5 separate regions of the Homo sapiens genome follow, and regions 1, 2, 3 and 4 are each linked to region 5. Evidence: chromatin loops called from intact Hi-C (ENCODE). Cell type or tissue: ascending aorta. All regions are shown on one strand. Each heading gives the region's core, and the rest is flanking DNA. Links, peaks and the distances in the headings are about the cores only. Region 1 holds the start of PANK3 (pantothenate kinase 3). Region 2 overlaps SLIT3 (slit guidance ligand 3). Region 3 overlaps SLIT3 (slit guidance ligand 3). Region 4 holds the start of SLIT3 (slit guidance ligand 3). Region 5 holds the start of SPDL1 (spindle apparatus coiled-coil protein 1).

Region 1 (6,270 bases), core at 715-5,714, 1.0 Mb after region 5:
GCCATCATGCCTGGTCTCACCATGTTGCCCAGGCTGGTCTCAAACTCCTGGGCTCAAGCAATCCACCTGTCTTTGACTCTTATGGTGCTAGGATTACAGGTATGAGCCACTGCACCTGGCCTCCGCCTCTTTTAATAAAGGTAAAAGATAAGGAACCACATGGCACCAATCAGACCAGATTTTGATTCTAGATTTTACGTTTGATTTACTATTACTCTTTTAATAAAGCCTCTTTTAATAAATCCATTAACTCCTTAAACCATCAATCCATGAATGAATTAATACACTCATGAGGGGAGAGTCCTCACGATCCATTCACCTCTTAAAAGCCCCACCTCTCAATACTGAATTCAGACCATGTTCGAATACAAACATTCAGACCGCCATGTTACCTTATTCGCATTTTTCACTTAATCCCCATCTCAAACCCGTGAAATGTAGGCATTATTATTTCCAACAAGAATCAGAGAGACGGCCAGGTACAGTGGCTCATGCCTGTAATCCCAAAACTTTGGGAGGCTGAGGCAGAGGATTGCTTGAAGCCAGCCAGCAGGTCAAGACCAACCTGGGCAGCAAAGTGAGACCCCATCTCTACAGAAAATAAAAAACTTAGCTGGACATGGTAACACATGCCTACAGTCCCAGCTACTCAGGAGGCTGAGACTACAGTGTAGCCACCGCCCCACCCACAGATTGCTCTTTGAGGTTACGGTGAGCTTTGCTCATGCCACTGCACTCCAACCTGGGAAACACAGTGGGACCGCATCTTAAAAAAAATTTTTTTTTTAAAGAATTAGAGAGATGAAGTAATTTGCCCATGTTTGTTAACAAGTGATAGAACCAATATTTGAATTTGTGTGAATTCTTCTTTAACTTTTAACATTTTTATTTTATTTTGGAGATGGGTCTCACTATGTCACCTAGCCTGGAGTACAGTTGTTACCAGAAAGGGATCCCGATCCAGATCCCAAGAGAAGGGTCTTGGATCTCTTCCAAGAAAGAATCTGGGGAGAATCCAGAATGTAAAATGAAAGCAAGTTTATTAAGAAAGTAAAGGAATAAAAGAATGGCTACTCCATAGGCAGAGCAGCAGCATGGGCTGCTCAGCTGCTTATACTTATTATTACTTCTTGATGATATGCTAAACAAGGGGTGGATTATTCACGAGTTTTCCAGGAAAGGGGCGGACAATTCCCAGAACTGAGGGTTCCTCCCCTTTACAGACCATATAGGATAACTTCCTGATGTTGCCATGGCTTTTGTAAACTGTCATGGCACTGGTGGGAGTGTCTTTTAGCATGCTAATGCATTATAATCAGCATATAATGAGCAGTGAAGACGACCAGAGGTTCCTTTCATTGCTATCTTGATTTTGGTGGGATTTGGCCAGCTTCTTTACTGCATGCTGTTTTATCAGCAAGGTCTTTGTGACCTGTATCTTGTGCCAACCTCCTATCTCACCCTGCAACTAAGAATGCCTTAAACTCCTGGGAATGCAGCCCAGTAGATCTCCGCCTTATTTCATCCAATCCCTATTCAAGATGGAGTCGCTCTGGTAAATGCCTCTGACACAGTTGCTATTCACAAACTCTATCACATACAGCCTCAAATTCCTGGGCCTCCCACCTTAGTCTCCCAAATAGCCGGGACTGCAGACACACACCACTGCGCCCAGCAAGTTTTTTTAGTTTTTAATCATTGTATTTCAAAAAGTAGTTGGGAGGATTAAATTTAAATTTTAAAAGTAAGGCACTTTGCAAAGTGTCAGCCCTTGGTATGTACTCAATAAATGGTAGCTTGTGTCCTCTCCTGTCCTTCTTCACATCCCTTGGCTTATCATCTGCAAGAAGGGGCAGTAAGGCTCTTTGGTAAGCGGGTTTCTTTGACTGGAATGCCCAATCCTCTACTGCCAACCCTCTATCCATCTATTGTAAAAACTACAGAATTCCTGGCCATCTAACTGGGCAACAAAAGTGAAGGCCAAGAGAAGATACCCAATGCCATCTTCTCCCATTCCAGCTGGAGGACTAAGACTCTAGGAGGCAAGGGGAAAGGGTGTCCTGGCTTTACTGTGAGAACTGGAGCAACTAAATTTTCTTCTCTGGGAGTCAGTTTTCCCTTTAGAAGGAGAGAGCTGGGCTGGAGGGCCCCAGGGGAATATGGATCGGTGGCAAAAAGAATGCTCAGCAAGCAATTTAACTCCTCAGACCGTGCCCCATCTTCAAAATGAGTGACAATAAAATGAATAATTGCACGTGGTCCACAAGGCCCCTGAATTTAAGTAAATCACACAAAGTGCTTAGCAGAGTCCCATGAACATAACGCGTTCCATAGATGTTACCTCTATTCCTGCTATTGTCATCATTCCGACCCTAACATTCAAGGTGTCTCTATTAAGCAAAAGGATTCCTTTGTGAATAATTTTAATCCGCCAATGTACTCAAGGGTCTATCTTAAGCACAGCTCTAGAGCCCTGATTGTAGCGCTTTCCATGGCCTGACGACCAGCTTTCCTGTCTCAAGGGGAAATCTGAGAATGGCCGAACAGCCATGACAGTCCTCTCGAAGAGTTCATTCCCCCTTCTCTCCGCGACCTGCTGAGGTCTGAGCCCGACTTCCCCAGCACGCCCATCTCAGTCACCATTGGTCGCCTCCTCGCTGGCGTGACTAAGACCCAGCCCTCTTCTCGCTGGGACCACTCTGAGGCGATCTGCGGAAGCTGAGGGGCCTCGGAGGAGGGGCCGCGATGCATCTCGGGCTTTGTAGTCCACCTGCACAACTACAGCCAGAGAGCGGGGCCTCACGAACCGGAGAACTACAATCCCCAGCAGCCGGGCGGAAGCGGAGCGAGGGGGGGCTCGCGTCACGTGGGCGTTCGGCCTGGGCGGGCTATTTCTCAGTGCGGCGGCGGCGGCGGTGGCGGCGGCTCCGGGGACCGGGGCCTTTTGTTTGGAGCGGCTGCGGGGGGGCCCCGGAGCGGCGAGGCCGGCGGCCTTCCCCAGCTTGCTCGGTCCCGGCCACCCCTCGCGGGGGTGGGGGGCCGCCCCCTGGGCCGGGCATCTCCTCAGGCGCCGCCGCCCCGCCCTAGGCCGGCCCCGCCCGGCCTGAGGGGAGGAACCGGCCGGGCCTCGCCGCGCGGCCCAGCCACCTCCGGAGTCGCCGCCTCTGCTCTCAGTGCCCCGGATCGGAGGCCGTCCATCGCCCCTCGGGCCGACGCCATGAAGATCAAAGATGCCAAGAAACCCTGTAAGACGGGGGCTGGGGCCCGCCAGGTTGGGAGGGCACCCTTGGGCCCCGTCTGAAAGCCCCTTGGCTGGGCGGTCGGCTTCCAAGCCCGTCGCTCCTCGCCGGCGCTTCGTCCGGTATGGGGGCGGAGGGACCATTTGAGCCACGAGTTCGAGGCTTCCGTCCTCCCCATCCCCCTATTCATGCATGGTGAATGCCTGCCGCCCCCTAGCCTTTCCTCCCACTTTCTCTTCGAGATCTGGGAGGTGCCAGAGGGAATTTCTGATTCTGATTTTTGTCAAACCAGACTAGTCTCCTCTCCCAGCTCCCCCTGAATTCAGGTTGAAAAGAGGCGGTCGCGGCTGTCAGGTTGCGCTGGCGGCTTTTAGCACCTGTTTTTAGGGATTTCCGGGCTTCCTGCTTGTGTCCTTGAAATGCCGGTGGGTTCCTGGGAGTTGTCACTGTTGTTACAGTTGGAGCTTTCAAACGTACGTGCATGCAGTCTGCCAGTGTGTAATTGCTTTGGCTTGTTTTTGTTTAGAATATCAACTAGTTCATGTTTGTTTTAGAAAACGCAGATAAACAAGAAAGATAAAGTCACCCGTATTCCCCGCACCCGGAGCGAACCGCTATTAATATTATGGTGAATACCCGTAGATATTTTTCTATGCATGTACTTAAATTCTGACTATGCTTTTAGAAAGGTCGACTTTCATTTGCTTCCTTTTATGTTTAGTCTTTTAAAAACCTTTTATTCCAGTAATTGACTTATTTAATCACCCAGCCATTGTGATTGTCACTCTTTTTAAGTATAGCCTCCCAGAAGGACTAGGAACGTGGGGATTCATGCTCATCTTAGAGTCGTATTGATACTTTTGCTGTTTTTACAGTGTTTCATGTGATCTCTTTAACTGTTAAGAAATCCACAACTATAAAACAGGGCGCTGACACCTTCCCTGCCCGCCTATCGGGGTTCCTGTAAAACTCACCTGAGAGGCAACAAGCCAAAACCCTGTGAAAACTACAAATTCCTATATAACTGTAAGGTAATTTGGTCTTAACTTCACAGGTGAGGAAATTGAACTTAGCCCCAGAGTAACTTTTCCAAGCATGTACCAACCATGTGCTATGTGGTTCATAACTCTAAGGGGACTGACTCATAATACAGTGTTCTTTCTCTTGCACCCATAGAGCATTGTCTAAGTACTTTATCTGGTAGTTTCATCTGTTAATTAAAATTTTTAAAAAATTATTTATAACTGAATAGATCCTGTCATAGTTGTTCAAGAAATCTATAAAATAGTGATGTGAAGGCTTAAATGAAAAGTAATATAGAGAGACTTTAAATTTTCATTTGCTGAATTAAACTAATGCATCTTGAACAGGTGCAGTAATTAGAACACTTGGACATTTTCCCTCACGCATACGTTTTCTCTGCTTCTCTTAGAATTTCCATTTGGTGAACAGTGTATGACCAACTCAAATTCTGACTCTTGTGGTGGTGATTATTTTCTTTTGTCATGATAGTGATTTGATTACTTAGATTTGAACAAACTAATAATCAGGTATGAGTACTACCTCCTTCAAAGGTGTTTTAGGAGAGATTATAAAGATTATTATGAGAAGTTTATAAAATAGGGCTAGGCACGGTGGGTCACACCTGAAATCCCAGCACTTTGAGAGGCCGAGGCGGGAGAATCGCTGGAGGCCAGGAGTTCGAGACCAACCTGGGCACCATAGTGAGACCTCATCTCTACAAATAAATAAATAAAAAGATTAGCCGGGCATGGTGGCACACGCCTGTAGTCCCAGCCAAAGACTTAAAAATACACATTAGGTTGAGAAATTAGAGAATACCCCCTGTTTTTCCCCAAATAAGTTGATTATTACAACATTGTGGTATGTTGTGAGACCATTAATCTTAAAATTGAATCATGCTGAAAATCTGGTCAGTTACTATGGTGTAGAAGCCTAACATTTTTATATGTAAAAGGTAACTTTACTGTCTGTTGTTTGTAGTAAAAGTAAGGAACATGACGTTTTGTGTGTGGGAAAGAAGGTATTTCAACCATGAACTGTCCCAGATAATAAAAAATAAGGCTGGACACGGTGGTTTACACCTGTAATCCCAGCACTTTGGGAGGCTGAGTGGGGCAGATCACGAGGTCAGGAGTTCGAGACCAGCCTGACCAACATGGTGAAACCCCATCTCTACTAAAAATAGGAAAATTAGCCGAGCATGGTGGCACGCGCCTGTAGTCCAAGCTGTTCGGGAGGCTTGAGGCAGGAGAATTGCTGGAACCCAGGAGGCGGAGGTTACAGGGAGCCGAGATCACGCCACTGCACTCCAGCCTGGGCAACAGAGCAACACTCCGTCTCAAATAATAATAATAATAATAATATTAATATTATTTTAACTTTAAATCACTCAGGTTAACAAAAGATATATTTGTTTTGTTTTTGAATACCTGTATGGGGTTTTTTTTGGCATAATTAAAACATTTATTGATCACATAGTGTGTGTATGGCATTTTCTTTATGTGCATTGCATCATTTAACTGCATACTAGAAGAAGCTGTATATTATATTGGCTAAACAAGTGACCTTGGCTTCACATTATTTACCTAAGTGTTAGAAAATATTTCTTCTAAATACATTACCAATATCTTAACAGGTTATAAACCCGAATGCATATATTAACCAGAAGATTTAAAAAGGAATTAGTTTCATCCTCTAAATTGTGTAACTGGAAGATTAGCATTTGAAATTATGTGTTAATTCAACGCCAGGGGAAGGAAGGAGAAAGTCAATCCTGTGTTACTCTCTTCCCTGCCTGCCATGATTTCTTAGGGTACAGATTTTTAAGATTGTGTTTGGGTTACCTGTATAGCATGTAACTGGATTAACAAGGTGATAGTAAAAGGTGATACATGTATTTAAGTGTGGTGTGATGTAGGTTTTGAGTTTGTGCTTTATTAACCCAAGTAGTAAGGTACTTGAAATTTTTGTTAAGACCAGAGAAAATGGTATAGCATATATTTGTAGT
Region 2 (6,270 bases), core at 422-5,421, 420 kb after region 5:
TTGAGGAATTTGCCTTGGTGAGTTTTATAGAAAAACTAGCCTGAAAGTGGTAAGATTGGAAGAGCGCAGGAGTGGTCACGTCACCCTTCCTTCCGTTGTCCAGTAGAATGACACTAGATAGTTCCTGAACTTCCTTAGTATTTCCCGATATGCTCTCTGCAATGATAAAATATCCAGATTTTATCTGGGCTGATAGCTCATGCTATCTGTCTAATCGCTTTGGTGAGGTTGCCAGCCTCAAGGAGAAATCAGGGAGAATCAGAAATTAAACATTTTTCAGTCATTTTTTTCACACATATAAGTTGCATTTTGGTTGTTCCTCTAGAGAGACACTAGGGAAAAGGGAGCCGCTATGATGTCCACAGCCCTCATTCCAAACACCCATTGATTAAACAGAGCCTGGCTCAGAAAGCCTGTGTCGGGATTAAGGTACTCATGTATCTTAAGTGCAACTTGGATTTCCCAGTTCAACCTGGGCTTCATGCATTGGAGTCTGCACGTTCAAAGTGAAAGTCATGTAAATCAGATGAATTTGACTATCAGCCTGGCACACCTTTTCATTTCCTTTTTTTTCCTCGCACGGTGGCCTGGGCTGGAATGCAATGGCACAATCTTGGCTCACTGCAACCTCCGCCTCCCAGGTTCAAGCGATTCTCCTGCCTCAGCCTCCTGAGTAGCTGGGATTACAGGCACACACCACCATGCCCAGCTAATTTTTGTATTTTTAGTAGAGGCGGGGTTTCACTATGTTGGCCGGGCTGGTCTCGAACACCTGACCTCATGATCCACCCACCTCGACCTCCCAAAGTGCTGGGATTACAAGCGTGAGCCACCGTGCCCAGCCCCTTTTTTAATGATCATCAGAGCCATTTTCTTCTCCCTCCTGTCTGTTATTGAGATATTTACTCTGTGTTGGAATCAGGTTCAAGTTCCCCATTCTCTGCAGGTCTTTCTCCCTTAGAGCTATCTCCCTACTCCTACCTTACCTTCCTATTATGATTTGGCAGTGAATCCTGTATCACCTGGCTGACAGATCTTAATGATGACCCTGGCCATTTAGCAACTAAGCCTCCTACCATGTGCCAGGCATCATACAAGGTCATTGCCCTAACTTCATTTTATCCTTACAGCAGCCTGAAAAGGTAAGGGGAGCCAGGCCCAGTGAGATTAAGTGACTTCATTAAAGTCCCACTCATAACAATCGGGGTCAGGAATGGTGTGAGCTCTGTTTGACCCCAAACCTCTGAACACGGATGCTTTGACTCATGGTGTGGTCAGTGCTGTTGGATAACTTTGCGCACATGCTTGTCTGGTTTTGATAATTAGGGAATATGCTTTGCAGGGCAGGAAGCTCACATTTCTTTGTGTCCCCATGGCATCTGGCACAGCACTTTTCACTCCAAAGACCTGCATGACTGTGTGTTGCTTGAGAGGTCTGAGCAGCTCATGTTCACTTTGTGCTGATAACCTGGAGACAGGAAGGAAAGGAACTTCTTCTCCTGCTGTAAGGGCAACATGGCGATACACAGCACATCTCAAACTCTGTGCATCCCAGTCTCCTGGAGGACTTGTTAAAACAAATCGCTGAACCTACCCACCAGTTTCTGAGCCAGTGGTTCTGCATGGGGCTGGATAATTTGCACATCTACCAAGATCCCAGCTGGTCTTGGACCCCACTTTGAGGATGACTGTCATACTGGGAAGTACAACCCAAATTCGAATCCCATCTCTGTGGCTTACTAACCACGGGCAAGTTTCTAGAACTCTCAAGGATCCAGTAGCACCCTCTGTAATGAAAGCATAATAACATCAACAAGTTGTTGTGAAAATTAACTGAATATCCCATATATACATAGTATTTCTTTAGCAAATACAGATACAGCACTTTATATGTGCTAAACACGTGTTGGCACCCTTTACAAACATGAACTTAATTCTCATAACAAGGCTAGGTAGTAGTCCCTCTGTTTTCTTCCTTGTACAGAGAAGGATACTGAAGCCCAGAGATGGTCTATGACTTGCCCAGGGTCACCCAGCTAGTAAGTGTGCAGAGCTGGGCTATAATCCAGACAGCCTGGCTCCTGAGGCCCCACCCTCAGCTACCACAGTGGACAGTACCTGGCCTGTCTCTTCCCCATTCCCAGGTTACACTAAGAATGGGCCCTACAAAAGGGCAGAGATTATTTTTCTAGTTCATAGGCAGATTAACCATACATGAAAAAAAAAAAAAAAAGACTGTTTTATGACCACAGCTTTGAAACCACATGGTTGGCCTCCCTTCTGATATCAGTATGGTCAGCCGGGAGTGACTGTTTCTCTTTAAACATCTCTGGCACCGAGGTTTATCATTGCTCAAGAGGACGGTGCTTTAAAGAGGCCTTCAGGCTGAAGGAGTGGAGGCGGCAGGATGCGGGTCAGTAATAAAAGTGAAGAGAGATTTGCAGCTCCCCCATGGAGGGCCTCAGGAGTCTAGCCAGTGGGCGGGTACAGAGGCTCGGCCCAAGGAAGGGGCAGTGATGGACAGGGTGGGAGGGGAGCAAATAGTTTCAGCATGGCAGAGTAACTGAAGCTGAGAGGGCAGGCAGTGGGAGAATTCCAGCTATGTCATGGGAAATGGCTATGGCCAGGGCTCTGAATTAGCGGCCGACCACAAATCCCCTGGGACCCTGCCAGGGGTCAGGAGACTGGGGCACCGCTGGGATGCCAAATGGTATGCCATATTTCATTGTCAGAGGAGGAGGAGGCGATTTTAACTGTTATCCCTAGATGTGAGTGCTGGCACTGCCAGGAGCTGAGAGCTGGGTGGGGACGTATGTAGGAGTGAGAGAGAAGCTAGAAAAATCCGCTTTTCATTCCAAGGAACAACATAGAGGAAAGACCAAGCCATGCCGCTGGGGATTCGCATGATCTCAAAGCTTTTTTGGCCACCATCTCTGAAGGCTTTCTGCCCTTTTTTCTTTTCTCTGCAAGGTGAGACATCAAAGTCTCCCATTGCCATGTTAGAGAGCTAAAAGGGAAATGCTGACCTGGATCCCTCAAAGTGTAGGTGGATGGAACAATGGGGCTTCTGGGAGAATGGGCTTCACGTGGTTGGCCTGTTTGACATCTTTGGCTTGGAGCTGAGCAATGAAATGTGGAAAAAAATCAGCTTTGAAAGTAAACGAGCTCAGTGCCCAGCCCACGCTGGGGATGCTGGGAGGGATAGGGTTGTATCACTTGATTCATTCCTCCAGCTTATCTCAAGTCCTGGCACCATGAGGCCTTTATAAATGTTTGTTGAGTGAATGAGGGGACTGATTGATTAATTGCTTAATTATGTCCAAACGGATGATAAATTCAAAAAGAATCTTGGCTAACTCTTTAGAAATGCTTGATGAATTAAAGGTTTTTCTGAACTCATCATCGCCCCCTGTGACTGTGAAAGGAAGCCTTTCACCCAGGCTAAGAGGAATGGACACGTCTCTTTTTTCTTAGGTATTTCACTGGATTTCATTTACACTGTAAATAAAGGTTAATAGCCTAGGCCTTAAAGTTAGACAAGTGAGGTTCACACTGGGCAGGTGAGATGTGTGCCCTTAGGCAAGTCACTTAACTTCTCTGAGCAGTAATTTTCTCATTATAAAAGGAAGATAATAGTAGTGTCTTCCTCCTCAGACCATTAAAATAATCTCTCTGAATGGCATGGCACAGTGATAGACATGTAATAGCCTTCAGTAAGTACAACTCTTTGGGATCAGTGAGGATTAAGTTCAACTAAAGGAACATAAAACCCCTTAGTAATGGCTTAAACAAGGTAGAGATTTGTTTTTCTTTATGAATCTACAATTAGGAAATCTATAGTTGGTATGGTAGTTCTGCTCTACCAAGTGCTCAGAGACCCAGGTTGATTTGGCTTTGTTCTATTATCCCTATGTTGTGGCCTTATCCCAGTAGTCTAAGTTGGAGTGGCAGCCATTATATACATTTTCTAAGAGGCAGAATGAAGGAAAAACAAAAAATGGGAAAGGGCATGTGCTGGTTGCATTTTAAGGGAAGTAGCCATGTAGCACTTTTGCTTATATCACGTTAGCGTATAGTTGGGTCATGCTTTTTTTTGTTTGTTTGTTTAAGAGACGGAGTCTTGCTCTGTCACCCAGGCTGGAGTGCAGTGGTGCAATCTGGGCTCACTGCAAGCTCTGCCTCCCAGGTTCACGCCATTCTTCTGCCTCAGCCTCCCGAGTAGCTGGGCCTACAGGTGCCTGCCACCACGCCCAACTAATTTTTGTGTATTTTTAGTAGAGACGGGGTTTCACCATGTTAGCCAGGGTGGTCTCGATGTGCTGACCTTGTGATCCGCCCACCTCAGCCTCCCAAAGTGCTGGGATTACAGGCGTGAGCTACCGCGCCTGGCCTGGGTCATGCTTTTTAAAAAAATCTACCAGTCTCTGTTTTTTGCTGCTGTTGTTGTTTTGTTTTTTTGAGATGGAGTTTCGCTCTTGTTGCCCAAGCTGGAGTGCAATGGCACGATCTCAGCTCACTGCAATCTCTACCTCCCGGGTTCAAGCCATTCTCTTGCCTCAGCCTCCTGTGTATTTGGGATTACAGGCATGTGCCACCATGCATGGCTAATTTTTGTATTATTAGTAGAGACAGGGTTTCTCCATGGCTAATTTTTGTATTATTAGTAGAGACAGGGTTTCTCCATGTTGGTCAGGCTGGTCTCGAACTCTTGACCTCAGGTGATCTGCCCACCTCGGCCTCCCAAAACGCTGGGATTACAGGCATGAGCCACCATGCCCAGCCTCAGTCTCTGTTTTTTAATTGGTATATTTAGACCTCAGGTGATCTGCCCGCCTCAGCCTCCCAAAGCACTGGGATTACAGGCATGAGCCACCATGCCCGGCCTCAGTCTCTGTTTTTTAATTGGCATATTTAGACCATTTACATTTAATGTAATTATTGGTGTGCCAAGTCTGCCATTTTATTTTTTGTTTTCTGTTTGTTCTGTTTTTAGTTTCCTTGTTTTCTTGTGGGTTACAAGAACATTTTTTAGAATTCCATTTTGATTTATTTATAGGTTTTTGATTCTTTTTCTGTATAGCATTTTTAGTAGTGCCTCTAGGTATTATATGTGCATAACTTATCACATTCTACTGGTGTTGACAATTTACTAGTTAAACTGAAGTGTAGAAACCTCACTTCCCTTTATGTTCCTTTGCCCTCCCCTATTACAATATAATTGTCTTAAATATTTCTACATAAACTGGAAAACCACACCAGACAGTAGTTATAATTTTTGCTTTAATCACCAAACATAATTTAGGAAATTTAAGAAGGAAATATATTTTCCCATATTTTTACTCTTTCCATTGTTCTTCCTTTTTCTGAATATTCTAATAGTCATTTTCTTTTTGTTTAGAGGATTTTTTTTTAGCCATCTTTTAGGGGCCATCTGCTAGTGACAAATTTTCTTAGTTTCCTTTCATCTGAGAATTTCTTGATTTTCCCTTCATTCCAAAGGATATTTTTGGCTGGATATAGAATTCTGGGTTGACAGATCTTTTCTTTCAGCCCTTGAAAAAAAATTGTGTCACTTCCTTCTGGACTTCATGGTTTCTGATGAGAAATATGCAGTCATTTGAATTCTTTTTCCCCTGTAGGTAAGTCAGTAAAGTATTGTTTCTCTCTTGCTGGTTTCAAGATTTTGTTATTTCCAGAAATTTTTCTATGGTGCGTCTTGGCATAGATTTCTTTGGATTTATCCAGTTTGGGATCTTCTCACCTTATTTAATCTGTAGGTTTCTGTCTTTTTCCAAATTTAGAAATGTCTCAACCATTATTTCTTCATGTATTTTTTAAGCCCCATCCTTTCTCTCCCTCTTCTTTTTGATATCTGATTATACAAGTGTTTGATCCCTGGGGCTCTGTTCATTTTTTTTTTTTAATTCTGTTTTCTCTCTGTTGTTCAGATTGTGTAATTTTTATTGTTCTACACTCAATTTTACGGTGGAACCCATTCATTGAATTTTTTATTTTGGCTATTTTTTCCTGAAATTTTCATTTGGTTCTTTTTTCTTTGTTTTTTGCTGAGACATTCTAGTGTTTCATTTCTATCAAACATGTTCCTTATTGTTCATAAAAACATTTCTAGCATGGCTGTTTTAAAATCCAAATCAGTGGTGGCATCTTTTGATTGTCATTTCTCATATAAGTTGGTTTTTTCTTATTCACTGCATGATGAGTGGTTTTCTATTGAAACTGGACATTTTGAGTATTATGTTGTGCGACTCT
Region 3 (6,270 bases), core at 817-5,816, 900 kb after region 5:
CAGGCTGCTCTCGAACTCCTGACCTCAGGTGTTCCACCCACCTCAGCCTCCCAAAGTGCTGGGATTACAGGTGTGAGCCACAGCACCCAGCCAACCGCTCACTTTTTGCATATAGCTGCTCCTTAAGGAATGAACATCTGGGGAATCACAGATATGTTAGTTGGATATGTTAGATTTTTTTCAGCTTCTCAGTAAAATAAATGCTAAATATTAAAATAAAAATTTAGTTATAAATATTTTTATAATAGTAATAAAAATGACTACTAAAAGTTAAAAATGTCTGTGTTACACCTAAAATCATGTCAAACTACCAGTAGAAGGAGAGCCAAACCTTAGGGAAACCACAGTACAAAAGAGAGGCCACACTGTCCCCTCAGAGGCAAGAGCACATTTCATAGGGATTGGTGAAGAGCTGCAACTTTCAGACTTTCTTCCCCCTGCTAACTAAATCTTTTCTTCCATTAAAATCTTATATTAAACTTAAGAATTGTAAATACTTAGAAGCAAAACCGCCCTGCAGTGTTGAAGCAAAGATCCCCCCTCCACACACACTGTTGTCAAGGCCCCTGATAAATCATCCAACAAACCCAATTTGAAAGCCATTGGTTAAAACCAGTGGTTCTCAAAGCGTGGTCCCCAAGGCAGCAGCACCAGCATCACCTACAGACATGATAGAAATACACATTTTCAGACTCTACCCCAGAACTACTGAATCCAAAACCCTAGGGGTTGGCCCCAACACACCTGTGCTTCAGAGATCCTTCCAGGTAATTCTAATGCACAAGTCTAGGAAACACCAGTTTCCAAAGGAAAACTTCCTGCAGAAAGAGCAGTCTGAGTTGGGCCTTGAAGAAAGGGAAGAACTTGTGAGAGCAGAGAGAACAGGTGGGCAAGGCATGCTGGGAGGTCAGCAAAGACAGATGAGGAGCAAAGAAAAGGGTGTTGACCAGAGCAAGAGGCTCCCAGTGGAAGGTGGATAAAGACCAGGCAGGTTAGGACAGTTGGGCACAGTGGACACCAGAAGAAAGAGCTCACCCTGGTGGTCTCCCTAGAGCCTGGGCCGCCTAACATCTGTGTCCCTGGAGCCACAGGTCCTGGCCAAGTGGAGAGGACAGAGAGCCAAGGAGGCAGGGCCAGGGCAGCCTGTGAAGCATTTGCTATCACATAAATCCAGATGTGAACAAGTGATTCAGCCTCTTTGTGCCTCAGTTTTTCCCCCTCCCCCTTCCCATGTAATGTGAGCAATAGCAGGATGTACCTCTTAGGGCAGTCACTGAGGGTTGAAATAACACTGGAGGAAGTGCTTGGCAGATTAAGCCTTTACGCAGACATGTCAAGGACAGAAGGTGAAAGCCAGGCTTCCAGAAGCAGCTGAGCCCTGCCCTGAGCTGGGGGCCTTCCCAAACAGAGCCCAGCCTTTGCCCTCTGCTGACGTTAGCTGTCAGGGCTGGTGATTTGGTAGAAGGCTGGTGTGGGTGGTAGGAGTGTCGCAGCACTGTGCTGAGTTATGAAATGGAAAGTCAGAGAATTGCTGTCCAGAAGCTGCTGTCAGGGAGCCCTGAGTTTGAGCAGGTAGGTGGCCCTGGAGAGACACCAGGCTCTGTCTTAGCCACAGGGAAACCAAGCTAAGGATGCCCTGGCACTCCTGGCCTAGATCTTCATGCTGAGCCTGTAACAGATCTTTAGTACCCTTCATTCAGTTTCCAATCCTCAGGGGCCCAAGGCTCTAGCAATTCCAGATTAAAATGATTTTGCTTCCAAACACTTTTCCCTGAGGCAGCCCTGTTTCTGTTGCCATTAGTACACTCTCACTCATTCCACATCTACCAGGCCCCATGTTTGGGCCAGACCCTGGGCTAGGTGCAGGGGCCACAGAGCTAAACAAACACAGTCCAGGGAGGAAGACACACATATCAACAAGCAGTGGTTCCACAGCAAAATCAAATCATTCTCACTGGAGACACTGGTGTCATGCTACAGGAACACCAATGATGAAGCAAAGTTTTTTTGTTTTTTGGGTTTTCTTGGAGACAGTGTCTCACTGTGTCACCCAGGTTGGAGTGCTGTGGCATGATCACAGCTCCCTGCAACCTCCACCTCCCAGCCTCAAGTGATCCTCCTACCTCAGCCTCCTGAGTAGCTGGGACTGCAGGTGTGCATCACAACGTCTAATTTTTGTTTTTTTCTGGAAGAGACAGGGTTTCATCATGTTGCTCAGGCTGGTCTTGAACTCCTGGGCTGAAGCAGTCTGCCCACCTTGGCCTCGCAAAGTGCTGGGATTACAGGTGTGAGCCACTGTGCCCACCAGGAGCAAATATTTTTGCTTGGAGGACCTTGGAGGAGGAGGTGGTGTTTGAGCTGAGACATGACCTGTGCCTCAGAATCATTTTCTCAGGCTGAGCAGCGAGGAAGCCCTGGGGAGGAGGAGGCCCCATCAGCCTGCATGGAAGCCATGTGGGAGGGCTGGGGTTAATGGAGGGCACAGCCTGAGCTGACCAGCAGCCGAGGGGGCCAGGAGGCCAGTCCAACCACAAAAAATGAGATCTCCTCCTCAGCATCAGTACAATAACCTCTAGCCACCCAGGAAGGCCACCTTGGCCTCAGGGCCAGAGTCAGGGAGCCCAGCCAAAGCTATTCTAACTGGGGGAGTTGGCAGCCACCAGCTTTTGGCTCACTAAGGCCCACTGACCAGCTTCAGAGTGAGGATGTCAGCCTGGGTTCCCAGCAGGGACCTGCAGGCTAGATTCCATGGTCTCCATTCTGTCCATGCCTGATGTTGTTCATCTGCACAGCCATAATCACAAATGGTGATGAGGGCACATGAAGATTCTATTCCAGGCCCCAGGGCAAATACACAGAGAAGCCCACCTGAGCCCCTCCTTGCCCCAGAATGGGGACAGACTTCACTGTTCCTTGGCACTGAGACTTGTGAGAAGGCCAGACTCACATGCCAGCAAGGCCAAATGGCCACATAGGTAACAGACATGGGGAAAATGGGCTGGAGTCCCCATAGGGAGTGGTGGGGGCTACAGTAGCCTAAAGGGTGGAGCCCCATCCAAAGGAGTGGCTGACCTCAGCTCCAGCAGACACTGCCATGTGGGAATATAGATTATCAAGAGAAGCGGGACCACCGGGGTTTCTATGTGAGATATCTAAGTTTTTGAGTGTTGGCCATTTTAAAACACCGCGTGGGTGTGCTCTTTGAATGCAATGCAGTGCATGCTCTCTGAGTCTTGATTTCTACAATCCTGTCCACTGCCAAGGTCTTTGTCTCATTGGATCCTCACTCCTGTTTTAGGGATGAGAAGCCTCATATTAGAAGCCCAGTAAGTGGCAGAGCTAGGATTTAAATCCGGGTCAGTTTTCCACCCAAACCAGCTCTCCCACCGTGCTGGCTCCGGGACATGAAAGACAGAGCCGAGAGAGTGTGGGCTGTGCTACAGGAGTAGGGGGTTGCTGCAGTGGGGCCTGAGGTCTCCGCTTGCTGCCTACCCGAAATCCCAGGAACTTTTTGTTACTGCGAGGCTCTATCGCCACCTAGTGGTCACGACTCAGCATTCAGGTTAGAGCAACCAGCACCTAGAGGAATAACAAACCCTTCCTCCCTCAAGTCCCTTAAGACTTCAGGCTGAACACCTAAAGTCTCTGACCCTTAAGTCTTTTATTTGAAAAATGGAGGAAAAAGTGTGCCTCCTTCCTGGGGGTTGTTAGGATTAAATAAGAGAATGCAAGTTAACTGCTTAGCATAGGGTAGCACAATGCCTGGCCTCTACTAAGGGATTAACACGTATCCACCATTATTATTAAAAGCAAAAGAAAGCCAGGCATGGTGGCTCACGCCTGTAACTCCAGCATTCTTGGAAGCCAAGGCAGGAGGATCGCCTGAGCCCAGGAGTTTGAGAGTATCCTGGGCAACATATTCAGACTCCATCTATGCAAAAAATAAAAAATTACCCAAGCATAGTAGTGCACATGTATGGTCCTAGCTACTTGAGAGGCTGAGGCAGGAGGATCACTTGAACCCTGGAGGTCAAGGCTGCAGTGAGCTGTGATTGCACCACCGCACTGCAGCCTGGGTGAGAGAGCAAGACCCGATCTCAAAAAATAAATAAATGCAAAGGCAAAAAGGCCATGGGCCACTCTGGCCAATGCCTGTGGTTATGCCAGTTCCAGGCAGGATGCGTCCAGCCCCACCCTGACAACTCCAGAGCTCTCCACCTCCCACTTGGCACCAGTTCAGTCTGGCCCAGTAGATAATGAGGAAGACCCTCAGAGCCCCCTTCTCTCCCCTGAAATCCTTAAATATCTCTCCAGGAGACTAATCATTGGGGCTTGGGACCACTATATCATCATTTCTTTTAGTGTGAACCTTAGGTTGTTACTATTTTTTCCTTTTTTTTCCTCTACTTTTGTCACAGTAGAGCCATTTTCCCATTATTTTGTTTCAAAGGCTAAGATTTAATAATGATTTTTGTTTGTTTGTTTGTTTTTTTGAGACAGAGTCTCACTCTGTCACCCGGGCTGGAGTGCAGTAGCGCGATCTTGGCTCACTGCAACCTCCACCTCCTGGGTTCAGGTGATTCTCCTGCCTCAGCCTCCCGAGTAGCTGAGACTACAGGCACCCGCCACCACGCCCGGCTAATTTTTTGTATTTTTAGTAGAGATGGGGTTTCACTATGTTGGCCAGGCTGGTCTCGAACTCCTGACCTTGTGATCCGCCCGCCTCGGCCTCCCAAATTCCCAACAGGGATTTGTCAGGGAGAATTCAAGGATGTAATCCCAAAGTGCTAGGATTACAGGTGTGAGCCACCGTGCCCGGCCATGATTTTATTTTTTTATTTTTTAAGGCAAGTAGAAATGGAGGCATCCTGACTTAGGGATGCTGGTAAAAAGCCAGAGCCTTTAGCACTGCCTACCCTGAACCTCCAGGGATCCACAGTTTGAAAAACACTGGCTTCAGCCATTATATCCAGGAGATCTGGTTAAAAGTTGCCAGGAAGAGGCGACCTGTTAACCCATGAGCACCTACCGGCATAGATAACATTATGGGAGGTTTGGATTTGGAAGCAATCCTGACTTTGAACCTGAGTTCCAGCACTTCTTAGCAGTGTGGCCCCTATCGGGTTACTTAGCTTCCTTCCCTAAAATGGGACTCACAAGAGTCCCCTCCTCAGAAATGGGAATGAGCCAGTGGGAGTATACAGAGCCCTGAGTGGCTCAAAGCCACTCAAAGCCCTGGGTGGCTGTAAGTTTGCCAAATCCATAGGCAGGTTCTTCCAGGGCCCACTAACCTACTCCCCCACCCCAGTTGCTGCCACACCCAGCTCCAGCAAGCCCAGAGTAAGGTCAAGGAGTCATCATTTCCACCTTTCACTGAGCACTTGCTAGGTGTCACAGGCCACGTATTGCCCATTAAAACCAGTGTAGGGCCAGGCACGCTGGCTCACGCCTATAATCCCAACACTTTGGGAGGTCAAGGGAGGAGGATCACTTGAGGTCAGGAGTTCAAGAACAGCCTGGCCAACATGGCAAAACCCCATCTCTACTAAAAATATAAAAATTAGCCGGGGATGGTGGTGGGTGCCTGTAATCCCAGCTACTTGGGAAGCTGAGGCAGGAAAATTGCTTGAACCAGGGAGGTGGAGGTTGCAGTGAGCTGAGATCACGCCAATGTATTCCAGCCTGGGCAACAGAGCGAGACTCCATCTCAAAAAACAAAAACAAAACAAAAAACAGTGTAGGCCGGGTGCAGTGACCTGTAACCCCAGCACTTTGGGAGGCCAAGGTGGGAGGATGGCTTGAGCCCAGGAGTTCAAGGCTGCAGTGAGCGATGATTGCACCACTACATTCCATCCTGGGCAACAGAGCAAGACCCCTGTCTCTTACTAAAAACAACCAAAAAACCAATGTTGTAAGATGAGTATAAAACTCATTGAATAGAAGCAGAAACAGGGGCTTACAGAAGTGATATGACTTGCCCAGGGTCCCTCAGCTGGCAGGCCCAGTGTGATCCCAGATCTCTCTCCTCAAAGCATGACCTGGCTGAAGGCTATACCTCGAGCCTACCTAGGATTCTCCCATGTGGGCATCAGATGAGGCCCTCCAGGAAGCCCAGCACTGGGGCACTGCAGAACCCAGCACTTTGTCTAGGGCAAGAGCCAGTGACCACACAGCCCTCTCTGATCTGTGGCTTCTGCCAGACCACTGTCTCCAGGCTGGGTACCCCTGCAGGCTATTCACCAGCACCTGGGATGGCAGGAAGGGAAGAAG
Region 4 (6,270 bases), core at 666-5,665, 280 kb after region 5:
GAGGCAGGAGAATCACTTGAACCCTGGAAGCAGATGTTGCCGTGAGCCGAGATTGCGCTATTAGACTCCAGTCTGGGTGACAGAGCAAGACTCTGTCTCAAAAAAAAAAAAAGAAAAAGAATAAAAGAAAACAATGTCCTTCTAGGTCCAACAGATGGTATCTTTTCCTTATCCTTTTTAGGCTACTTTCTTAACCCTTTTAGGCCATTTCTCCAGAAATGACCTAAAATTCACATACATGAGCTATTCTCTCTCCCAGGAAAATAGAATAGGGATCATAGTCTTAATCTCAAATTGGGGGTTTCATTTTCTCTCTCCCTGCTTCCTGTTCACCTACTCCTCAAAGATCTGCCTCAGCAGCTCAGTGAGGTAGTGTGTCAGTTTCAGGGTCCCTGGTAGGAAATGGATAATTCAAAGGAGTACCTGAAGAAAGTTTGGTAAAGGGACTATATGGAAAGGTGAGGCAGGGTTAAGAAATCAAAGAGGGGGCCGGGAGCTGTGGCTCACACCTGTAATTGCAACACTTTGGGAGGCTCAGGTGGGTGGATCACGAGGTCAGGAGTTCAAGACCAGCCTGGCCAAGATGGCAAAACCTCATCTCTACTAAAAATACAAAAATTAGCCAGGCGTGGTGGCTGGTGCCTGTAATCCCAGCAACTTGGGAGGCAGAGGCAGAGAATTGCTTGAACCTGGGAGGCAGAGGCTGCATTGAGCCGAGATTGCACCACTGCACTCTAGCCTGGGCGACAAAGCGAGACTCCATCTCAAAAAAAAAAAAACAAAAAAGAAAAGAAAAGAAATCAACCAGGGATGGGGACTGCCCAAAGTTTAGCAGCAGTGGAAAGCTATTTCCACTCCTGTCCTCTAAAGGCATAGTGAGACGGCAGTGGTTTCCAAGGAGACCCATAGCTGTAGAAGACAGCTGCTGAACACGAACTATGACCTTCAATAGGGAAAGGCAGCCACTGACAAACTGCAGTCCTGTGGAGGAAGCCTTGGCCTCTCTCCTCTAGCTCTCTGAGCTAGTTCCCCATATGGCTGGATCCAAGGGAGTTCAGGTGATGCAGTCTATAAAGGTTAGTTTCCTGGGGAACAGTACTGCCTCTGACAGTTGGCAGAGAGTGGATCTGAAGAGTCCACTGGAGAATAATGAGCAGAAATTGTTAGTCCTGATGGGGTGAAGCAAATATATCAGAATTGGGGGTGGCGAATGTGTATCATTTGCAAGAGCATTCTAGAAGAATGTAACCACACCCTCCCCCAAAAGATTGACTAACACTGATTAAACTGAATAAAAATACAATAGGAGAATGTCAAATAAGCTGGCTGATTGAGAAGATCATTCATTTGTTTATTCATTCATTCATGTATTCATTTATTCATCATCAAGATATCAAGATTTGCACCTCTAGATATCAAGATTACAAAACTTGATTAGACATCTCTATATGCCTGAAACTTTTTATAATACAAGTTTGAAAAAATTGGATTACACAGGGTCACTATCTTCAAGAACCTAATAGTCTGGACCAACAAGTCCAGAGGATTCCGCTTCTAAACTGGAGGATTCGGCTGCTACATGGACTCTGGGGTAGACAGACAGGAGAGCAGGAAAGGATGTTCTGGGACGGGTATTGAGTGGATGTGGAGGAGTGGTGGCAGATGAGGTGGAAGAAGCAGAAAACAACTCCAGAGTTCAAAATTGCATTGTCAGGTCTGTATTTAAGATCCTTGGATCATCAGGGCAAAGGACGGATTGGTGAAGCAAAAAACTAAGAAATAAAGTTAGAGAAATTATGTGGGGGCCAATGAGCAATACCTATGCATGAAACTAGGATCTGAACAATAGCAGGAGAACCAGAGATGAAGAGGGGATACATTGAAGAGATGGTCATGGGGAAGAATGAACAGAACTGAAGAATTAAATGGCTGTGGTGTGTGAGAGAGGGAAAATTCTTTGAGCTGTTTTGACTTCTCAATACTCCCACCCACTTTTCAGCTAATAGCTTCTGGGTTTTCCTTTGAGAGAAGGACTCCTACCTGCCCAACTGAGTGCAGTCTCCATAAAACTGTCACCCATAGTTCTTGTCTTCTCTGGCCAAAAGGGTGATCACGTGACTCAAGTCAGGACCATCAATTGCTCCCTCCTGGGAATTTGGAAATCTTGAGCTTGGCACCTAGATCCTGCCTTGGGTCTTGTCTTTGTTGAAGCCTCCATCTTCATTTTTTTCTGTAGATTCTGTGTGCTATCCATGGCTTTCTTTAAAAGTCATTTTTTGGGGAAATTCAATAAGGTAAAGTTTTTTGTTTGTTCTGAGGAACAGAACTGCCTCCGACAGTGGGCAGAGAGTAGATCTGGAGAATTCATTGGAGAACGATGAGCACAAATGGTTAGTCTGGCTGGTTGGAAACAGAAAACCTCCGCTGACTGTGGTGGCCACATGAAGGGTAGTATCTCACACAGGGAAATATACACAGGTTGACGAGAAAGTTTGAGATGGGGTTTCTTGCAGGAATGGGTGAGTAGTTTGCTTTTGAGAAACACAGGTTGAGGAGAAAGTTTGAGATGGGGTTTCCTGCAGGAATGGGCGAGTAGTTTGCTTTTGAAAAGCCTATGGAAAAGTAAAGGGGAAAATTCAAAAGTGTCCAGGGACTTTTACGCAACTCTAAAAATGACACCACAGAGTGTAAAGCCACCTCTGGCCCTTGGACATAGAAAGTTCTAAACAATAGCCTGACCTCCTAGTGATTTACCCAGTCTTCTCCAAGGAGGGTAATTGCTCCATGGGGTGGCTACCGCCTTCTGCAGATGCCCCAGAATCAGCTGAGGAAGTGGACAGAGCCACATGTTCAGCATTGGAAGCCCGGAGTCCTGGCTCTGGTTATTTCACTAATTAGCTAGGTGACCCTACATAAATGCCCGCCTTTCTCTGAAACTCAGCTTCCTTGTTCGTAAAATACAAGAGTTGAACTATATTTGGGTTCTCAAAGTATGTTCCAAGAGAATTTGCAGTTTACATGAAAAGTGGTCCTCTATACTGAGAAACTGGGTTAAATAAGCCTTAAACAGGTTTCCTTACTGCAGGACTTCTCAGGAACTTAAAAACACTCATCTGTGATGCAATTCTCCAAGAGGGGTGAAGGTGAGTAGCATTTCTCAATCTGTCTTTGCCCAAGGAGACTTTTTTCTCCTCCATGATGAAACATGTGGAATCAGTAGTCATCAGAAGGCACTTGTAGAAATGTTGGATTAGGTGATTTCTAAGGCTGTACCAGCCCAAACACTCCATGATTCTGTGTATCCTGGTGTTCTGGGCCCCTCCTGTATTTCCCACTTGCCTCCTCCTTGGGGATGATTGACTCTGAAGGAAATCCTCACCATCTGTTCTAAGGGGCTTCTCCCAGGAAAAGTCACACTTGAATGCCTATAAAGTCCCTTAAAGATACAGTCTGGCTCATGAAACCCCCCTGAGCAGCTTAAATGGAAAACGCAGTCCCCCACTGCGCTCAGAGCACAGATCCAGGACCAGCCCGAAGGGATTGCAAAACATGCTCTAGCATGCATTTGGGAAAACAAAGAAAACCGTACTGTTTTCTGCTCCAGACAGTCTGAGACGCTTTGTGCCCTTGGGCCCTTGCCCGGTTCTCTCATCTGCCTCAGTCCTGGTACTAAATTGGTTCAAGGTTTGGAGGAAAGCTTCAGAGCAAAGGGATAAAAGGATGTTTAGAGTTCTTAAATACCGAAGTCACCCTGAAGACCGGAGCATAGACCCTCGCCAGCCACCAGGGGGCGATAACAACAGCATCTGTACAGAAAGCCGTTCCCAAGAATAACAGCAGTAAATTGCACCTAATGTGTTTATGAATGATGAAGGGACTCGAGTGTGTGTGTTTGAGTGAGTGTGCGTATGTGTGTGTTTGTGTGTACGCGCGCGCAAGTGGGTGCCCAAAGCTAAGACTTTGAAAATCTGCTAAGTATAATACAATAAAATCTACAACTCTACTATATATTCACAGGATGTGGTCAAGTAGTTGAAAGTTTCCTTGAAGGAAAATGAGGTAGAAGAAATCAGAATAGTATTCTTATGAAAGAAAAGAGAAGCGCTCTCAGGAGTATAGTTGTCACTATGTGAGTGTGTGTGCGAGCATGCATGTACACGTGTGTGTGATTGCCGGTGTATAAATGGGTGTGTGTGAGCCTGAGTATGTGAGAGTGTGTGCGTGGCTGTGAATACGTAGGCACCAGTGTGTGTGTATATATATGCAGGGCTCATTCAGGCCTTCTCAGTGTGAGGGGACCTCAAGGAAATCTGGGCAATACTTCCTCCAGTTCCTGCCCTTTCCTTTCAAACAAACAAACAAAATCATTCCTACAAGTATTTATGGAGCCTCTAACGCACACGCCCCTCCCCACTGGCATCTGGAAAAGCTCAGACCTAGCCAATTTAAAGCGGGCGCTGGAAGAAAGAAGGCGCTGGGGACAGAAGGGATGCCTCGTCTGCGAATGACTTTTGCAAAAACACGTTCTCTTCTGTGATGCTCCAAACAACCCAGGGAGGTGAGGCCAGGTAGGACTGTGGCCCCGGATTTGAGAAAACGAAGGCTCAGAGATGACACGATTGGCCCAGAGTCACCCAGTCAGGAAGCAGAAACCCGAGGATGGAACAAGGCATTGTCAATCCAGGGGTCCAAGTCGCTGCCATCACTACTTTTACCAGTCCACCAAGCGCTGGGTCTGGGCAAAGCAGGGCAAGTTTCCGGGTAAGGTTTGCCAGCAGTGACCTCAACAACATGGACCACGGTGTGTGTGTGTGTGTAGCTGTGGAGTACATTGGTGTCAACCAAGGCTCTTCAGGCAAAATTGTGGATCTCTGCCATGAGTACTAGGTGCGGTAGGGAAGCGGCTTCGTGGGCGACACTGCCATGGTTTGGCGTCCCTAGCAGCTGTGCGACCTCCAGCAAGTCGCTTCACTTCTCTGAGCTGTTTTCAGACGACCCCTTGGAAGATCGTGGACTTAAGTAAAGAATATGAGTAGAGTGCTCAGCTCAGTGCAAAAATTAAAAAAAAAAAAGTGTCAGGAGCCTTATCCGTCCTTGGATCTTAACAGTGAATGAGTTTCAGTGTTTCTTTCCAGGGGCCCTGCTGGCCGAGCCCCTTTCCTTCCCTGGTTCCTTCTCTCTCCCTCCTCTACTGCCTCCTCCCTCCAGGCTCTCGGTCGCTCCAGCAAAGTTCCCAACTTAGTCGACATGACGCGCGGCGCAGCCAATGGGAGGCGGAGTTGGCGTTTCTTGGTCGGGGGGGGGCCGGAGGGGTGGGCCCCGCGTCTCCGGTGTCTGCCGTGCTCACTGAATGGAGAGAGCGAGCGCCGGCCAGCTCACCCGGCCGCCCCGTGCCCCAGCCGCAGCCGCCGCGCTCCCCAGCCCAGCCCCAAGCCGGACCTCCCCGGGCGCCACGCCCCATTGCGCTCGCCCCAGGTCCCCAACCCGGCCCGCGGGCCAGCGGGGCCAGGGGGCGCTCCGCACCTGGGCACTCCCAGCGATGCGCAGCGGGGCAGCGCCGGCCCCGCCGATGGAGCTGCTGTTGCTGCCGCCGCCGCCGCCCGGAGCGCCCCGCTCCGCCCGCGCCCCGTGCGCCTGAGCACCGAGCTCGCCCCTCCTCCGCGCTAACTCCGCCGCCCGCTCCCCAGGCCGCCCGCGCTCCCCGCGCGCCTCCTCGGGCTCCACGCGTCTTGCCCCGCAGAGGCAGCCTCCTCCAGGAGCGGGGCCCTGCACACCATGGCCCCCGGGTGGGCAGGGGTCGGCGCCGCCGTGCGCGCCCGCCTGGCGCTGGCCTTGGCGCTGGCGAGCGTCCTGAGTGGGCCTCCAGCCGTCGCCTGCCCCACCAAGTGTACCTGCTCCGCTGCCAGCGTGGACTGCCACGGGCTGGGCCTCCGCGCGGTTCCTCGGGGCATCCCCCGCAACGCTGAGCGCCTGTGAGTACCCCTGCCCCACCCCACGCGGGCCACCCACCTGGGTCCCACCGAGGGGGCCCCAGGCGCCAGATCCGTCCTTTCCCCTCGGCCTCCCTGGATGCAGTCTCTATTCTCATCCCTTCCTGGATACGATCCCTCACTCTCCGAGCTGGGGGTCTGTAGGCTTGGTCAGATCTGGAAAGAGAGGTCTCGAAACCCCCAGCGATGGGCAAAGAGCAGTGCCTCTCCAGGGGTGAGGGTTCCAGACGCAGGGCCCGCTGACAGCTTCCAAGGAGTAGCTGAGGAGAGGCGAGGGGAG
Region 5 (6,171 bases), core at 1-5,000:
TCCACATTGAGGACGCTAACTCCACAGTCGCCGGCCCATTCGCTCAGCTAGCTCTCGAGTAAGCGCCTGGGATATTTGAATGCAGTTCCCGCGAGAAGTCCCACGTCTCACGAGACGTCCGCCCAAGCCGCGCGGAAAGGAAAAACCAAGAGAAACGCCCAATGGAGCGCCCACCCCCTCCTACAGCTACTGCGCATGTGCAAGTGGCGCGCCGTGGGCTTGGCGCAGGCGCAGGCGCAGACGTGGCTCCACATAAATTTTTCCTTGGGCTGGTTTCCTGCATGTCTTTTAAGTATTTGCTTTTAGTTTCCGTGTTTTGGTGTTTTGTTTGTTCGTTTTTTTTTTTTTTTTGTTTTTACGACAATGCCTTCTAGGGGAACAGTGTCGCTGGGCTGGGCGGTGGAGAGACACCTTTGGCACCATCGTGCGATCTCATGCACCCTACCAGTGGTAATACTGGCGTTAATATTTAAGTTCCCACCATGTGTTAAAGTTTACAGATTATCTCAGTTAAGCCCGCAGCCTTATGAGGCAGATATTACTCCTCGTTTTCTACAGAGAAAAAGCCCGAAGAAAAAAAGTGCCTTGTCCAAGTGGTAGAACTAGAATTGAATGCAGTCTTAGAGTCCAAGCTGTTTGCATGTGTTTTTAATAATAATATTTTGTAACCCTGATGCCTATTCAAAAATTGAAGCGATCAGAAATAATAATAGATAACATTTAATGAGCACTGATGAGTCCTAGTAACTGTTACATGAATCATGTCGTTCTTTCGAGCCCATCTTTTCTTGCCTATTTGAGAACTTGGCTCTAACTGCTCTTTTTTGCATCTTCAGTTTTTTCTTCTCTATTGGATCTTCCCTATCAGTTCATAAACATGCTGCAGTGATTGCCATAAAATCATTTCATGATTTCATTTTTTAAAAAATCCTCCTTGACACCAATCGGCAACCACCCCATTTGTTTTCTTCTCTTTATAACAAAATTTCTGGGGAAAAAAAATCTTTACATCCATTATCTCCATTTTCTTACCTTTTGTTCTTTTGTTTGTTTTTCCCACTTTAACCAGGATTTGGTCCCAACCAATACTATGAAGTGGCTCTTGTTAGGTTTACCAGTGATTCCTACCTTGCAAAATTCGGTAGTCAATATTTAGTCCTCACTTCTGGTGAAATTTGACAGAGTTGCTTGCTCTCATTGATTTGAGTCTTTATGTCTTGGGATGCCACACTCTCCTTGCCCTCTTCTTCTCAGTTTCTTTTGCAGACTACAATTTCTGCCTGAGCTAAGCCAGACTCAAAGGGTTGATCTGAGCTTTAAGATTGGCAACAAATTGCTCACAGTGTTGTCTCACAGATTTATCTGGGACTCCAATGAACCAGATGCTCATTCATTTGTAATCACACCTATGTTCTTGGAGAAATGAAACAAATACCATTTTCCCTATCACTGAACAAAGATTCCTTAACTCAGGGGCCAGGAAAAGATTGTTCTAGCTTAGGCCAATCATGACTGGCTGCAATTAGGTAATCTAAAATCGATCTGAACTTATTTTTTCTCCTTTGTTACAAGAGAAGGTATACCCTATGTTATTAATGTTTCTTCCTATTCTATTTTAAAAATATGTATTTTAAACTATTAATTGAGTGACTGCAATGTGTTAGGCATAGTGGAGGAATTCAGAGATGTGGTAAACTCGACTATTGCCTAGAAGATGCTCGCAATATAGTAGGAGATTTTAAAAAACAAATAGAACTTACAGGGCTGTAAATGCTATGCAAGTGGTATGTGCCCCACACTAAAGGAGTTGTGTGAAGGGAGAGGTATATTTTGTCTAAATGTTCCTTTAAAACTTCCCAGTGCATGTGACACTTCAAGCAGGGCCTTGAAGGATGGCAGAGCTAAGGAGGGGTGCATTCTAGGGGAGGGGACAGCATTAGGAAAGTCTTAGAGGTTACCCCATGTCATAATAAAGGTCATTCTTTAGGGATGGCCTGAATACAGGACTGCCAATACCACCACTGGACGCTAGATGTCACAAGTGAAATGAATTCTAGATGGGTTCTACTTTTAAGATAACTTAATGGAACTTCTGATTCACAATACCAGATGCAGATCTCCGTACTCAGGCAAGGTCCGCATACCATGGCCTAAATACCAAAGGTCAGGAAAAAGCAAAAAACAGCAACCTTGTATCTGTTATTTTCCATTTACGTAAGGAGAGATGGGACTTGGCCTCCTCACACAGTAGTGGATTCACCAAGCATAGGATGGGAGTTCAGATTCTGGGAAACAACACCCACCTCCCAACTCTGTGGCCCTCAGTTACAATTCCTAATATTATAGCTGTTCAGAACTGGGATAGACTCCTGTAGTGAACTTGTCATCATTTCTTCATTGTGACTGTTCTAGACGAAACGAGAGGATTAGACTGTTACGTTATATTGAAAGCTGCATATATTTTGACAGGAACTTATTGAATGATCATTTGTTTTGGGCATTACAAATGAATAGTCTCTGTATTAAACGAACTTAGAGTTTAGTGGAAGAGACATTTACCAAACAATAAACAGTAAATCCTTACTTAGAGGATGACTTAGACTTTCTTGTTCCTTCATGTTATTAAGTAGAGCTGCAAGCTAGTCATCGCTGGGATCAAGCAAAAACAAGCTCAGGACTCTGAGACACAGAGTCTGCAAATAAGAATGAGATTAAGCTGTAGAGTGCTGTGATTTATAGGATGGGCTGGAATATGAAGTTACGAAAGTTACACTCAAGGTTGTGGTCACTGAAACTTGGGGGATGGCCGAGATGAAGAAAAAAAGCTTTGAGAGAGAACGGAGGGGTGTGTGCAGGACTTTTGGGATTGTCCTAATCCATGGCACAGGAGGAGAATAAGGATCCAACAAGAAAAACAGGAGCCATATGAGAAGAGATCAGGAAATTGAATTGTCACAACTTCCACTGTGATAATTAGATATCAGAATGAATCATTGTACCAGGCAGGTGGGTTTGACTGTTTAATAGTAATAATGATAATGAAACCCAGTCTGCGATCTCTCCTGTATCAACAATGTATAGCATCAGCTTGAACTCTGAATGAGCCTAATAGCTATACTATTTTTTCTTTAAATAGGGGGAATCTTCTCTCAGAGAAAGAGTGCACCATCCCAATATAGTAGACATTTAACAGCTAACATCCTAGCATGAATTCCTTCCTCCTATTCCCACCAAGAGAATTCTGATTATTCTTTTGTATAATTTCTATTTTCTCAATTTTCAGCCATATGAATTCTTTAAAACTGATGCTACCTTTCATCTCTAGGATATCCCGTCACCCTGGTTACAGTAATTGATTCAAAGATGTGCATGTGATGGAATCTAAGCCAAAGAGATTTTTCACTGGGACAGCTGGAAAAATGGATTTTGTTAACTGCCTCTGTTATAGTCTGAATTGTGTCCTCACCTCCATTGCCCCCCACCCCATATTCATATGTTGAAACCCTAATTCCCAATGTGACTGTATTTGGAGACAGGGCCCTTTAGGTTAAATGAGGTCACAAGGGTGAGGCCTTAATTGATAGGGCTACTGTCCTTATAAGAAGAGGAAGAGACATCAGAGATAGATCCCCTTCCTCTTTATCTCTCCCTCTCTTTTCCCCACTACTCCCAAGTGCGCACAGCGAGAAGGAGGCTGTCTGCAACCCAGGGAGAGAGACTTCACCAGAAACCAACCTTAGTCTTGGACTCCCAGCCTCCAGAACTGTGAGAAAATGTCTGTTATTTAAGCCACCCAATCTGTGGTATTTTGTTACAGTTGCCTGAGCAGATTAATACACCCTCTGTACTTAAACTTTATAACCCAGAGCTTCCAGCTGACAACTTGGGTTCATGAAAGACAAATCTGCTTGGAAGAGAGGGAGCAAAGAGTTCTGGTCATGCCATTTGAGCCCTGCATCAAGCCTCTCATGAAGCTAGAGCTGTCCCTGGACTGTTCAGTTTTTGCTCAAACCACACAGCTTCACTTTGAGTTTTCTGTTTTCTGTTGTTTGCAACATAAAGGTTTTTTGTTGTTGTTTGTTTGTTTTGAGATGGTGTCTTACTCTGTCACCCAAGCTAGAATGCAGTAGTGCGATTTCGGCTCACTACAACCTCTGCCTCCCGGGTTCAAACGATTCTCCTGCCTCAGCCTCCCAAGTAGCTGGGATTACAAGTGTCCCCCACCACGCCTGGCTAATTTTTGTATTTTTAGTAGAGATGGGGTTTTGCCATTTTGGCTAGGCTGGTCTCGAACTCCTGACCTCAAGTGATCTGCCTGCCTTGGCCTCCCAAAGTGCTGGAATTACAGGCGTGAGCCACCGTGGCCAGCCAGCAATGTAAAGGGTTTTAACCAATACACATAGCAATACTTGTGTCTGATCTTGAGTAGACTAACATGTGATGTTTAACCTGTCAAGTTCCCATTCTACACTTAGGCTAAAATGGAAAGTTGCTAATTTCCAGAGACTGGATCTGGCTTCTTTGAGAAAAATGTCTCAGTTGAATGAAAAGAAAACTTATACTAAATAAAAGGGCTTAATCGTTTGTGGAGGAAAATAAAGATTCAAACAGCTTATGTGGAATCCCTTCCTTTGTTCCACTTCAGATTACCGCCACACCTCTAACTAACTTCTTCAGGTGATTTTAGCACCTAAGCCAGTTAGAATTAAGACTGCATGTTTCTATCAGTTATAGTTTTTACTTGCTAAGAAGTGTACTCACTCTGGTTAGTTTAAGATATACATGATATTAAAAACGAGAGTCCTAACTTTTGCAACCATTTAAAAGACTGTAGTTGTTATGGATTCCTCCTTTCTAGCACTCATTACATATCCCTTATATTTTTTGACAGTCCCTCCACTACTTGGAGGCTCTTTATCCAGTAAAGCAACCCAAAACTTCACTGTCCAATAAAACATATTCATTAGCCATGATTTACATTGCTCACCATTTTGTTGGCCCAAATTTATTTGGCCCAAGTCACAGAGGGATAGGATAAAACTTGGGGTCATTTTCTGTCTCTGAGGGCTTGAAACTGTGACACCATACTTTTCTGTTTGTATCTCAATTCAGTTGAAAGAAATGGTTGCTGATATCATAATGTTTAGGTTAATGTATTTTATTTCTAGATCAACCCTTTGAGTCTGGCTTAGCTCAGGCAGAAATTGTAGTCTGCAAAAGAAACTGAGAAGAAGAGGGCAAGGAGAGTGTGGCATCCCAAGACATAAAGACTCAAATCAATGAGAGCAAGCAACTCTGTCAAATTTCACCAGAAGTGAGGACTAAATATTGACTACCGAATTTTGCAAGGTAGGAATCACTGGTAAACCTAACAAGAGCCACTTCATAGTATTGGTTGGGACCAAATCCTGGTTAAAGTGGGAAAAACAAACAAAAGAACAAAAGGTAAGAAAATGGAGATAATGGATGTAAAGATTTTTTTTCCCCAGAAATTTTGTTATAAAGAGAAAATCCATTTGGGATTGCCCAGTGCACACAGTAGACATGGAAATTGATGATCAGCATCCCCAGGTAAGCAACTGGATATACCTCTTCAGAAATACCAGCCCAAAACCCACCTCCTGCCTGTTGCCACTAGGTGACAATCTTTGCAAATATTTTGTTTGAAGGAAGCCTCTTTCTGTAACAGAAATTAGATTCTGTTGGGAAATGTTTCTTTGCTAGTTTCAGTTAGATTTGCCAAGTGCACATATTTGTTATAATCTGTGCTCTTAGTCATTTGAGATTATAGTTATTTCTCATCTGGAACACTCTTTTCCTCCCTTTATTTAATTCACTCGTCTCATCCTGTTCTCTGGAGAGGTACTATAACTAATAGTTAAGCATACAATACATGTTCTGGAGTCAGCATCTGGGTTTAACTGCAGGCTGTGTTACTTCCTAGATGTGTCTACCTTTGACAAGCCACTTGCTCTTTTTGAGTCTCAGTTTCCCCATGCACAAAGTGGCAAAATCAAAGTATCTAATTCAATAGATCATCACTAACACTTTTAAAGCACCTTTAGCATAATGTCAGTAAATGGGAGCTGTTATTATTAAGAGTGCTGTCTTAGCTTAAATGTCACTCCCTCCAGGACTCTTTTTCTGAGTCCCTAGTCTAGGGCACGTCCC

The links. Hi-C counts contacts between places; a loop is a spot of excess contacts. Peaks named below come from ENCODE experiments on the same cell type or tissue, not always from the same donor. Only the 100,000 strongest peaks of a DNase experiment are listed, where the experiment ranks them.
Region 1: a loop joins it to region 5, with 6 times the contacts of the local background. A loop is called at or near these places in 21 of 110 quality-filtered maps.
Region 2: a loop joins it to region 5, with 5 times the contacts of the local background. A loop is called at or near these places in 3 of 110 quality-filtered maps.
Region 3: it touches region 5 in a loop (6-fold over the local background); 59 of 110 quality-filtered maps call a loop at or near these places.
Region 4: a loop joins it to region 5, with 4 times the contacts of the local background. A loop is called at or near these places in 13 of 110 quality-filtered maps.

Annotation. Positions count from the first base shown.
Region 1 is chr5:168,576,231-168,582,500 of GRCh38, reverse strand. It overlaps PANK3 (pantothenate kinase 3), which reads left to right and starts at 3,133. Exons shown (of 7, transcript NM_024594.4): 1 at 3,133-3,245. The coding sequence starts at 3,218. RefSeq lists a silencer at 2,856-3,185 and enhancers at 2,702-3,245, 3,336-3,405. In ascending aorta, for the core only: no CTCF peak of the experiment used is centred there; a DNase peak (open chromatin) is centred at 2,760; H3K4me3 peaks cover 2,879 bases; H3K27ac peaks cover 1,874 bases.
Region 2 is chr5:169,157,615-169,163,884 of GRCh38, reverse strand. The region is part of intron 4 of SLIT3 (slit guidance ligand 3); the gene reads left to right. Among named protein-coding and RNA genes, the nearest start is that of MIR585, 100 kb to the left of the region's middle. RefSeq lists an enhancer at 1-73. In ascending aorta, for the core only: a CTCF peak has its summit at 3,409; DNase peaks (open chromatin) are centred at 2,554 and 3,174; H3K4me3 peaks cover 697 bases; H3K27ac peaks cover 3,625 bases.
Region 3 is chr5:168,676,906-168,683,175 of GRCh38, reverse strand. All of the region lies in intron 32 of SLIT3 (slit guidance ligand 3), which reads left to right. Among named protein-coding and RNA genes, the nearest start is that of SLIT3-AS2, 27 kb to the left of the region's middle. In ascending aorta, for the core only: a CTCF peak has its summit at 3,542 (motif pointing left); DNase peaks (open chromatin) are centred at 1,285 and 3,515; H3K27ac peaks cover 1,977 bases.
Region 4 is chr5:169,300,215-169,306,484 of GRCh38, reverse strand. It overlaps SLIT3 (slit guidance ligand 3), which reads left to right and starts at 5,346. Exons shown (of 36, transcript NM_003062.4): 1 at 5,346-5,972. The coding sequence starts at 5,776. In ascending aorta, for the core only: a CTCF peak has its summit at 3,779 (motif pointing right); DNase peaks (open chromatin) are centred at 3,794, 4,794 and 5,294; H3K4me3 peaks cover 1,835 bases; H3K27ac peaks cover 1,674 bases.
Region 5 is chr5:169,577,662-169,583,832 of GRCh38, reverse strand. SPDL1 (spindle apparatus coiled-coil protein 1) reads right to left here and starts at 60. Exons shown (of 12, transcript NM_017785.5): 1 at 1-60. It overlaps LOC105377714 (a long non-coding RNA gene), which reads left to right and starts at 172. Exons shown (of 3, transcript XR_941200.3): 1 at 172-450; 2 at 5,169-5,349. RefSeq lists an enhancer at 1-433. In ascending aorta, for the core only: a CTCF peak has its summit at 2,021 (motif pointing right); DNase peaks (open chromatin) are centred at 102 and 2,022; H3K4me3 peaks cover 807 bases; H3K27ac peaks cover 671 bases.